Linked DNA regions of Homo sapiens: region 2 is linked to region 1. Evidence: read pairs that join two places in POLR2A ChIA-PET (ENCODE). Cell type or tissue: MCF 10A. All regions are shown on one strand. Links, peaks and the distances in the headings refer to the core of each region. The heading gives the core; the rest is flanking DNA. Region 1 overlaps SCMH1 (Scm polycomb group protein homolog 1). Region 2 has its middle 25 kb from the start of CITED4.

Evidence for each region. Peaks named below come from ENCODE experiments on the same cell type or tissue, not always from the same donor. Only the 100,000 strongest peaks of a DNase experiment are listed, where the experiment ranks them.
Region 2: POLR2A ChIA-PET joins it to region 1 with 6 read pairs; 1 of 35 experiments calls an interaction of 5 or more read pairs at or near these places.

What each region holds. Positions count from the first base shown.
Region 1 is chr1:41,106,787-41,112,167 of GRCh38, forward strand. The region is part of intron 8 of SCMH1 (Scm polycomb group protein homolog 1); the gene reads right to left. Among named protein-coding and RNA genes, the nearest start is that of SLFNL1, 88 kb to the left of the region's middle. In MCF 10A, for the core only: no CTCF peak of the experiment used is centred there; DNase peaks (open chromatin) are centred at 2,715 and 3,335.
Region 2 is chr1:40,884,241-40,889,621 of GRCh38, forward strand. No RefSeq gene overlaps it. Among named protein-coding and RNA genes, the nearest start is that of CITED4, 25 kb to the left of the region's middle. RefSeq lists an enhancer at 1-80. In MCF 10A, for the core only: no CTCF peak of the experiment used is centred there; a DNase peak (open chromatin) is centred at 2,571.

The sequences.
Region 1 (5,381 bases), core at 294-5,293:
TCAAGCGATTCTCCTGCCTCAGCCTCCCGAGTAGCAGGGACTGCAGACGTCAGCCACCACACCTGGCTAATTTTTGTATTTTTAGTAGAGACGGGGTTTCACCATATTGGTCAGGCTGGTCGCTAACTCTTCACCTTGTGATCCACCCGCCTCTGCCTCCCAAAGTGCTGGGATTATAGGCGTGAGCCACCACGCCCGGCCTTAACTATTTTTTAATTCCTTGACCATACTTTTTTTTTTTTTTAACTTCTGGCCCTACACTAATCTGTTTCCACTGCTAGAGAGAATTTTTTCTCTACCTTCCCATTCTTAAGGTTTCAGCTTAGACATCACTTCATTTGGAAGCCTTCGTTTGGAAGTCTTGTCCTTTATTCATCCATTTACCCAATAGCTATAGAGCAGCCCATGTTAGACATGCTAGGCTCAAGGGAGGTTATAGAGATCTCCAACCTCCAGTCCCCTCAATCTAGGTTGGGGTCCCTCTGTACTTTATTCCTCCAAAGTCGTACTTTATTGGTCTATATGTTCACAAAACTGTAAACACTAACGGCAGAATCTCCATCAACTGAGCCAATGACTAGTACTTAATCATGACTTGATAGTTAGAATTTGAATAAATGGATGGATGAGGAAGATCAGTCTATCAGGTGACCTCATGTTGAGACCTACAAGTTAGCCTTAAGTTGTATTATTCTTGCCTCTATCCTAGTTTTTCTCTCTGTAGTCTAGGATTACATTTTTTTTTCTTTCTTGAGACAGAGTCTTGCTCTGTCACCAGGCTGGAGTGCAGTGGCATGATCTTGGCTCACTGCAACCTCTGCCTCCTGGGTTCAAGCGATTCTCCTGCCTCAGCCTCCCGAGTAGCTGGGACTACAGGTGGGCACCACCACACCCAGCTAATTTTTGTATTTTCAGTAGAGACGGGGTTTCACCATGTTGGCCAGGATGGTCTCGATCTCTTGACCTTGTGATCTGCCTGCCTCGGCCTCCCAAAGTGCTGGGATTACAGGCGTGAGCCACTGCGCCTAGCCTAGGATTACAATTTAATTAACTCTTTCTGCCCTAGAATCCCAAAGTGATTGTGGCATAATTTCGTATGTGGTTTTAAAACAAAAAGAGAACATTCTTTAAGTATGGAAAGCACTTTCCAAATAAAAAAAGGAAAAGATATTCTGAAAGTTTTGTTTCTAAGCATCAAATTATTACCCTCCAGACCAGTGTAAGAATCCTGTACGTGAGCCACGATGTTGAGTCCGATTTTGAAATTTTTGCTTTGTACAAAGAAACCTGTCGCAGGTAGAAAGGGTAGACTGAGAGGGTAAAGGAGGCCTGGTTGACCATGTACTCTAACAGGTATGCTAAAGTGCAGCACCTCTACTAGATTCCCATATTTGGATTAGCATGTAGACAGCAGACAGATCCAGTTTAACAACATATGAAGTCACAAGAGACGAATGTACTAATCCAGAATAGCAATATATTAATTTATAATAAAAATATAAAGTAGCTTGGGTCTCATGTTGTCTCGCTGCTATCAATCCACATAGGGAGCTAAGGTATAATCTGAAACTGGCTTTCCCAGCCTGAAATCAGAGCAAGGGGAAGTCAAGTGGATTATCATGATGGCTAAAGGTATGATTAGCATCATAGTCATGCCATATGTACTGAATTCTTCATTTTGCTTTTTACATTTAAAAACTAAAGCATGTATCTGTTTCAGTTTTATTTTAAGTCACAAAAAATAAGCTAAAAGTAAAAAGCTTCTGCCTTTTATAACCAAGTACTCTGGATTAGTTGGACGCTTGGTAGTTACTACCCATCAGAGTTGGCTTGGCCACAGGAGTTTAGCAACTAAAAGGGATACTACTTGGCTTAGAAAAGGAGAAAAAGAGAGGCAGCAGACAGCTGGCACACAGGAATTACTTCAAAAAGGCAGAGATAGGTGATAGGTGAGCTGATGAACCTAAAATCATGTAGGAGACAGAGGCACAGGAGTCACCTGCTACCTATTCCCAAGATCATTAAACTAGATAGTATTACAGAGGTAAAAGTGCCCACTAGGGATCATGTAGTTCAGCCTCTCACATGTAAGAATGACTTGCTCAATGACGTAACCAAGTTTGTGGCCTGGCTGGGACTAGAACCCAGTTCAGTGCTCTGATACTACACCATACTTTTTCTTTCCTATTTTTTATCAGGATTTGGAAGCCAAAATCCAGGGTCTCAAATGAAGCTTTGAAGAAGGGCCAAAGGAGAATGGGAAGAGTATCAGGGAGACAAGTGTGAAAACAATATGCCTCAGTGATATATTGGTCCTGACAGGTGGCTCTACTAAAAGATCTCCATGGTTTCACTCTCTAGACTCAGATATCAACAGAGCCAAGTCATTTAATTATCTGAGCTTCAGTTTTCTCATAAATAAAATGTATCTGAAAATAATTATACCTTGTTCAGAGTTACCAGAAGATAAAATGAAAATCTGTGTGTAAAGGAACATTAAATAAATATTGGTTTTTCCTATTTGCCATGAGCAGGAAACATTATCTTACTCTGAATTTTTAACATTTGCATACTAATGACCAGAAGGTAGGAAAGAAGGAGGAAATAGTATGATTAGAAAGAGAACAGGCTTACACACAGAGAACAACTTGTTTTGTGAAATGAATTGAGTAACCACATTTTTTCCACATTGCATCACTTGCTCCTTAGCCAGGACATGGAGACTGCTGGCCAAACTTCTGCTGTTATAGAAAGCGCTTTTGTAGGACTTACTGAGGGTGTAAAGTGTGGGAGGAGACAGTTGTTAGAGGGAACAACCTAACTGCTGGAATGATGACTGAAGCACCTGGTCTGGAAATGTCACCTGGAAGGTCTCTCTCTACCTTCTGAGCCTGGTCCTCTGACCATCTTCTGTTGAAAATCTAAGGACTCCAGAGACACAGAAGAGAGGAAAACAGTCAGCAAACTTCTCTGGAAGCATCAGCCACAGAGTGAGTCATATTTCTTATCAGCAAGGTTTGCAGCCAAAAAGGAATGCATATCCAGCAACCTGGACACAAAGACCGTCAGCTCTGTTGGCTCTGGAGAACTGCCTAACTGCTCTAGATTTATCAGTCAAAAGAACAGTGAATTCCCTAGGCATGAAAATGAGAAAATCAACCTATTAACTGAATAAAGCCCAGAGCACCAAGGCTTATCCTGTTTTAGCCTCAAGTAACAAAAATGACTCTGCTATCAGTTCCAAGGTACCTCGCTTCTTGCTGCTTCCACAGAGCTATTACCTCACAGTGCTTCCTCACAATGCATTTACCATACTGACCCCAGGGTACTTGTTTCTTGCATCACAGAGAGGAGTGGCACTTTCCTGAGCCAAGAAGTGTGTTTCCCTTTCATTCTGCCCGAGGATCTCTCCACCTCAGTGCAACTATCCTAATCCAAGCAACCTCATTTCTTCCTTGTCCACAATTACCACTGTACAACTCATTCTCCACAGACCAGCTCAAGTAATTTTTTTTAGATAATAGCTTTATTGACATAAGTTACATACCACAAATTCACCCTACATTTGTGTTTTCTAAGATATTCAGAGTTGTGCAAACATCATCCCTAATTTTAAAACATTTTCATTATCCTCAAAAGAAACCCCAATAGCAGTCATTTCCCATTTTCCCTCCCCTAGTCACTGGCAACCACGAATCTACTTCTGTCTATGTGTATTTGCCAATTCTGGACATTTCATATAAATGTAATCATCAATGATTATCTTTTGTGACTGGCTTTTCATTTAGCATAATGTTATTAAGATGCATCTATACTGTAGCATGTATTAGTACTTTATTCCTTTTTTATTGCCAATTAGTATTTTGTCCTCTAGCTATACCACATTTTATTTATCCATTTATCAGATGATGAACATTTGGGTTGTTTTATCTTTTTGGCTACTATAAATAATGCTGCCATGAATGTTCATTATGTGTTTTTGTGTGAACATATGTTTCTATTCTTTTGGGTATATATCTATGAGTGGACTTACTGGGTCACATGGTAACTCTTTAACATTTTGAGTAACATCCAAACTGTTTTCTAAAGTGGTTGCAGCATTTTCCAATCTCACCAGCAATGATCGAGAATTCCAGTTTTTCCACATTCTCAGCAACATTTGTTATTATCTGTCTTTTGCTTATAGCTGTATCCATGGGTGTGAAGTTGTATTTCACTGTGGCTTTGATTTGCATTTCCCTAATGATGAATGATATTGAGCATCTTAAGTGCTTATTGGCTATCTGTGTATGTTATCTGGAGAAATATCTATCCAAATCCTTTCCTTATTTTTAAATTGGGTTGTCTTTTTTATTATTGAGTTATAGGTGTTCTTTTATATTCTGGATACAAGTCCAAGTGATTTTTTTAAAGTAAATCAAATCTTGTCACTTCCCTGGCTTAGTACCTTCTAATGGTTCCCTAATATGTTTAGAATAAAATCCAATATTCCCACTCTGGTTTACAAGGTCCTACATGATTTGGCACCTGTCCACTTCTCCAACATCATCTTGCACTGCTTGTTTTTGTTTGAGACAGAGTCTCGCTCTGTCGCCCAGGCTGCAGTGTATTGGTGCGATCTTGGCTCACTGCAACCTCTGCCTCTCAGGTTCAAGCAATTCTCCTCCCTCAGCCTCCTGAGTAGCTGAGATTACAGGCGTGTTACCACCACGCCTTGCTAATTTTTGTATTTTTAGTAGAGATGGGGCTTCACCATGTTGGCCAGGGTGGTCTCAAACTCCTGAGCTCAGGTGATCTGCCTGCCTTGGCCTCCCAAAGTGCTGGGATTACAGATGTGAGCCACTGCACCCAGCCCCTTGTACCACTTTCTTGCTCAGGCAATGCATTCTAGTCACAGCAGTCTGCTTTCTGCCCTTGGAACACAGCAAACTCACTCATGTCTCAGCATCATTATATTAGTTGTTCCTTCTGCCTGCCTGGAAGTCTCTTTCCTTGGATGACTCCTTCTCATCATTCAGGTCTCAATTCAAGTATCAACTTTTCAGACAAATTTCTTGAAAAGAAATTCTTCCTAAACAAGTTTCCCCTCTACAAAGAACTTTTGTGAATGATAAATATGTTCATTATTTTCATTGTGGTAATGGTTTCATGGATGTATATAGATGTCAAAACTTTTCAAATTGTACACTTTAAATACATGCCATTTATCTTATGTCAATTATATTTCAATAGGGCTATTAAACAAAAAAAACCCTTTACAATTATACCTTCACTGTCACTATCCCATCATACTTTATTTCCTTAGGAGAAATTATTTTATTTCTGTCTATAAAAATTATCTATATGAAATTATCTTATTTCTTGATTTAAATGTTTACCAT
Region 2 (5,381 bases), core at 321-5,320, 220 kb before region 1:
CGCTGGGAGGGGGCAGATGAAAGGGGCAGTCGAAAGGGGGCCATGCGCGCCGAGCGCAGCCGGGTCATTAGCCGCGGGTGTGAGCGGCGGGGCAGGCTTATCGCCCATCCAGGCCTGGCGGGCGGGCGAGTCCCCGACGCGGCTGCCGCCGCCGCCCGCGGCAGAGGGCACGGCGGTTCCCACGCTCGGGCCCTGGTTCGGGGGCGTTCTCGGGACGGCGTGGCCGCGCTCACCACCACCGCGGAGGCCGGGCTGTAATTAGGATAATTGCGCTGCTCCCAGCCTGGGGCAGCTCAGGACCCCGGCTGCACCGCGCTGGCCCGGGACGGGCGGGGGCAGGGGGTGGCGGGGCCCGAGCGATACAGCCCCTGGCGCAGTCCGTTCCTCTAGACAGGTGAGTCAGCACACCTGGGCGGCCCCAGCCACCAAGGGGCTTTGTGGGGAAATGAGGGAAGGGGAGAGAACTAGCCTGGACGGAGCACCTAATGTATGCCGGCGGTGTGGATTAAACTATTCCATTACGGCTCAACATTGGGGTATTGCGGGAGTAGGTGAGAACATCTGTCCTGCCCGGTGGTGCCTGACCCAGAGAAGATGTGCAAGACGAATAGCATCTTCATCTGCACAGCAGTTTAGCAGGTGGGCATCAGGAGGCCCAGAGGTTAAGTCTCAAGACTACACAGCCGGGAGATGCATGCTTCAGAAAGGAGGACGATGAAGACCTGCCTGGAGTGGTGGCCCACAACTGTAATCCTAGCACTTTGGGAGGCCTAGGCGGGGGAATTGTTTGAGTTCAGGAGTTCGAGACCAGCCTGGGCAACATAGCAAGACCCAGGTCTCCCCCACCACTCCATCTCTACAAAAAATACAAAACAGGCCTGGCACGATGGCTCACGCCTATAATCCCAGAACTTTGGGAGGCCAAGGCGGTCAGATCACCTGAGGTCAGGAGTTCAAGAGCAGAGCTGGCCAACATAGTGAAACCCCATCTCTATTAAAAATACAAAAAAATTAGCTGGGTGTGGTGGCAGGCGCCTGTAATCCCAGCTACTCATGAGGCTGAGGCAGGAGAATTGCTTGAACCCGAGAGGCGGAGGTTGCAGTGAGCCGAGATTGCGCCATTGCACTCCAGCCTGGGCAACAAGAGCGAAACTCCATCTCAAAACAAACAAACAAAAATATTACCTGGGTGGTGTTGTGCGCAGGTAGTCCCAGCTACTCAGAAGGCTGAGGCAGGTGAATTGCCTGAACCCGGGAGGTGGAGGTTGCAGTGAGATGACATTGTGCCACTGCACTCCAGCCTGGGTGATGGTGTGAGACCCTGTCTCAAAAATAAAAAGAAAAGAAAAGAAAAAAGAAAGAAAATGAAGACCTGACCGTCCTGGCTAACACAGTGAAACCCCGTCTCTACTAAAAATACAAAAATTAGCCGGGCACGGTGGCGGGTGCCTGTAGTCCCAGCTACTCGGGAGGCTGAGGCAGGAGAATGGCATGAACCCCGGAGGCGGAGCTTGCAGTAAGCCGAGATTGTGCCACTGCACTCCAGCCTGGACGACAGAGCGAGACTCCATCTCAAAAAAAAAGAAAAAGAAAAAGAAAAAGAAAATGAAGACCTATGCCCAGCGAGCTTTGGCTTTGCTCCCTCAAGTACCTCATTTTTACTGCATCTTGGATCCCAACCATAAAGCCCATTCCTGATCCTTAGGTTCTTGGCAGGCCTAATCATAACTGCAGATCTTTATCACTGATACAAGCCACATGAAATCCTTCTGGAAAAGGCAGGTTAAAAAGAAATGATCTGATTTCAAGATCTAATCTCTAATCCTAAACCCAACCTAAACCTTAACCCTGCTCCTCCATACCTAACTCCCAAATTAATCTTCACCTTGGCCCCTGCCCATGTCTCCAAACTTCTCCCCGCAGTGATCCTCTGCCACTCCTCCCACCTCCCCAGGTGCCCTCCTTTCAGTGGTGGTTTCAAGTCTCTGGGTCTTTGCATATGCTGCAGCCGCACGTCAGGATATCCTTTTCCAGGGCCACCTGGTAAACTCCTCTCACCCTTCAAGGTCCTCCACAAGCCCTTGGTGTTCCTTTCCCGGCCCTGTGCTGCCTTGTTTCCTGACCAGGCTCTCCTCAGATTCAGCTCTTAGGAGGTAGGGTCTTAATCTGCTGGGAGTAAAAATTGGAAGTAGAACAAATGATTGATTGTGAATGAGTGAGTGAGAGAATGAATGAATGAATGACTTACTGAATAAACAAGTGAACACTGGCCAGGTGCAGTGGCTCATGTGTGTAATCCCAGCACTTTGGGAGGCCGAGGCAGGAGGATCACTAGAGCCCAGGAGGTTGAGACAGCCTGGGCAACATAGGGAGACTGGATCTCTACAATTTTTTTTTTTAAACAAACAAGTGAATACCTATTCTGAATCTAAATCCTTAACCTTCTCCCTGGATCCATTCCCAAGAAGGGAACAATTGGAAGATCAAGAGAACCCCCAGCCACCAGGTGCCCTGAGATTGTTCTGTGTGTGTGCGTGTGTGCGTGTGTGGGTGTGTGTGTTTTCCTGTGTGCATGCCCGTGCATGCACATGCGCTTGAGTCAGGAACTTTGAATCAGACAAGCCTGGAGTCCGCTCCTGGCCACAGGGTTCACCAACTGAGTGACCTGAGCAAGTACCTGCACCTCTCTGGGTCTTCATGAACTCAAACATGCTAACAATAAAAAACCCATCATGGAGAATCAGCTCTTCTTCCTTTGTTCATTTACCCTCCCCCAGCCCCTTGCCTATGGCAGGCTCAGTGTTTGGTGCTGCGGGAACAGGAGTGGAAGGAACACATTTTTCCCCTCAAGGAGCACTAGTAAGGGTAGGAAGCAGGTCTGCAGGGAAGAGGGAACAGCCCCTGGGTGGAGAGGGAAGCTTCTTAGAGGATGTGAGAATCACTTGGGTTTGCTGCTGGACAAGTCAAGGCAGAGGCAGCCACATGTTCAAAGACAACAAGCTGTGAACAAAGGGTTCCCTATTACTGCTGGAGAATGAGGTGGGAGGTGGGGGGTGGTGGCAGAAATTGGGGCTGGTGAGGGTGACAGTGTCCAGATCAGGGAAGGCTTTAGGGGCAGTCTGTGAAGTCTATGAAATATGCACACTTTATTCTCTAAGCAATAGGGAGCCATTGCAGGTTTGGGCAGGGAGGGATGGGCAGGTCTGTGCTGTAGAAAGCTCACTCTGACCAGCAGTGTGGAGGCCATCATGGAGGTGGCTGTGGTGAGAAGCCGGTGGGGGAGTGCAAGGGACATGAAATGATCTTGGTAATAGCCGACCTTTATTGAATGCCTACTATGTTCTAGGTGCTTAACTCATCTAATTCCCACAACACCCATCTGAAGTAGATTCTCTCATGAGCTCCTTCTAGAAATGTCATCAAAACACTAAAGTCTCCAATGTTTCTATCTCCAGCCTGAACCTCCCTTCTGAATTCCACACCTATATGTGCAATAGCCGGTTGGCTTCTCTACTGAATGTCTAATAGGATCTTAACCTTAACGAGTCCGAAAACAATCTCCCCAAACCTGCTTCTCTCAGTCTTCTCCATCTCAGTCAATAGCAGTTTCACTTTTCCAGTTGCTCAGGCTAAAAATGTTGGAGTCATCCCTGTCCACCCTCCACTTCTTACTTCCCATATCTGATCTATCTGCAAATCTTGTCGGTTCTAACTTCGGTACATACCTTCTGGTCTTCTCACCCCTCTCCTCCAGACTGCTGCCAGGTGGGCCAAGTCCCCACTGTTTCCTACCTGAATTACTGCAGCGGCCCCATTACTGATGGGCTCCCTGCCTCTGCCCCTTCGACCTATTCTTCACGCAGCAGCTGGTGTGACCTTAACATACAAAGCTAGATCAGGTTCCTCCTGCTCAAACCTTTTCCCAGCTCCCTAGAGTCAAAGTCCTGATAATAGCAGAGAGATCCCAACATGATCCAGTCCTTGTCTCCCCAGCCCCTTGTCAGACCTCTTCCCACATGCTTCCCCCCAACTCCAGCCACACTGACCCCCTTGCCAGCTTTCCCATTAACCTCAGAATTATTGCACTTGCCATTCCTTCTACCTGGAATGCCATCTTCCCAGATATCCGTGTCATTTTCTCCTTCAAATTTCTGTTCAAATGTCATCTTACTAGTGAGATCCTCCTTAACCACCCCATTAAAAATAACAACTTGGCTGGGTGCAATGGCTCACACCTGTAATGCCAGCACTTTGGGAGGCCGAGGTGGGAGGATTGCTTGAGGCTAGGAGTTTGAGACCAGCCTGAGAAACATAAGGAGACCCCCCCATCTATACGAAAAATTAAAAAATTAGCTGGGCATGGTGGTGCGTGCCTGTAGTCCCAGTGACTCTGGAGGCTGAGGCAGGAGGATCCCTTAAGCCCAGGAGGTTGACTCTGCAGTGATCCATGATCCTGCTGCTGCACTCCAGCCTAGCCAACAGAGCGAGAGCCTGTCTCAAAAACAAAACAAAACCTCACCTTCCTCCCCTACCCAGGCACCTTGTATCCCCTTCCCTGTTTATTGTTTATACTACATGTCACCATCTGAAACATTTTATAAATTATATTTTACTTTCTGGTTTATTATCTTTCTCTTCTCCTCTCCCCTTCCCTCCCCTCCCCTCACCCCACTAGAATGTCAGCTCCACAAGGACAGAGATTTTTCTTTATTTGCTTCACTGCCATATCCCCAGTGCCTAAAGTATTGTAGGTGCCCAGTAAATTCTTCTGAATGTTGACTATGGAATCTGTGTGCTACAGAAACTAAGGCACAAGGAGATTAAGTAAACTTGCACAAAGTCACACACTAGTAAGTGGTTGGATTTGGATAATGAACTCAGAATATAGGCAGTGACAGCAGAGAATGAGAGGAGGGAATGAAAGAAAACAAGGACCTGACAGATGGGCTCCAGGTCCATGGGCTGATGTTGCACCAAGGGGTGAGGTTGATGTTGTGAGACCTCCGGGGGTTGACATGAAGATTAAATGAGCTGAGACTTGAAAACACATTGTATATATAGGGAAAAGAGATTTTAAGAAAACTATTATTCCATGAATTTTGAATTCCCAGCCATGTTCCTGGCCTTCTCCACCCTTGCTGCTGAGGCATCTGTTGCTTCCAGTCGGGGGCAGATTCAGCAGCAGATGAGCAGCTCATCCTTAGCTTTGCCTTTCTAAATGGATTTTTTGAAAGAGTAGAGGAGACCTAACAGTGTCAGAATCCAGAATTTCAATGTAAAGGCCTACACAGTTGGGAGAGATACCCAAAACTTCCTTTTAAATGTCAAGACCTGGGCTGGGCGCAGTGGCTCACGCCTGTAATTCCAGCACTTTGGGAGGC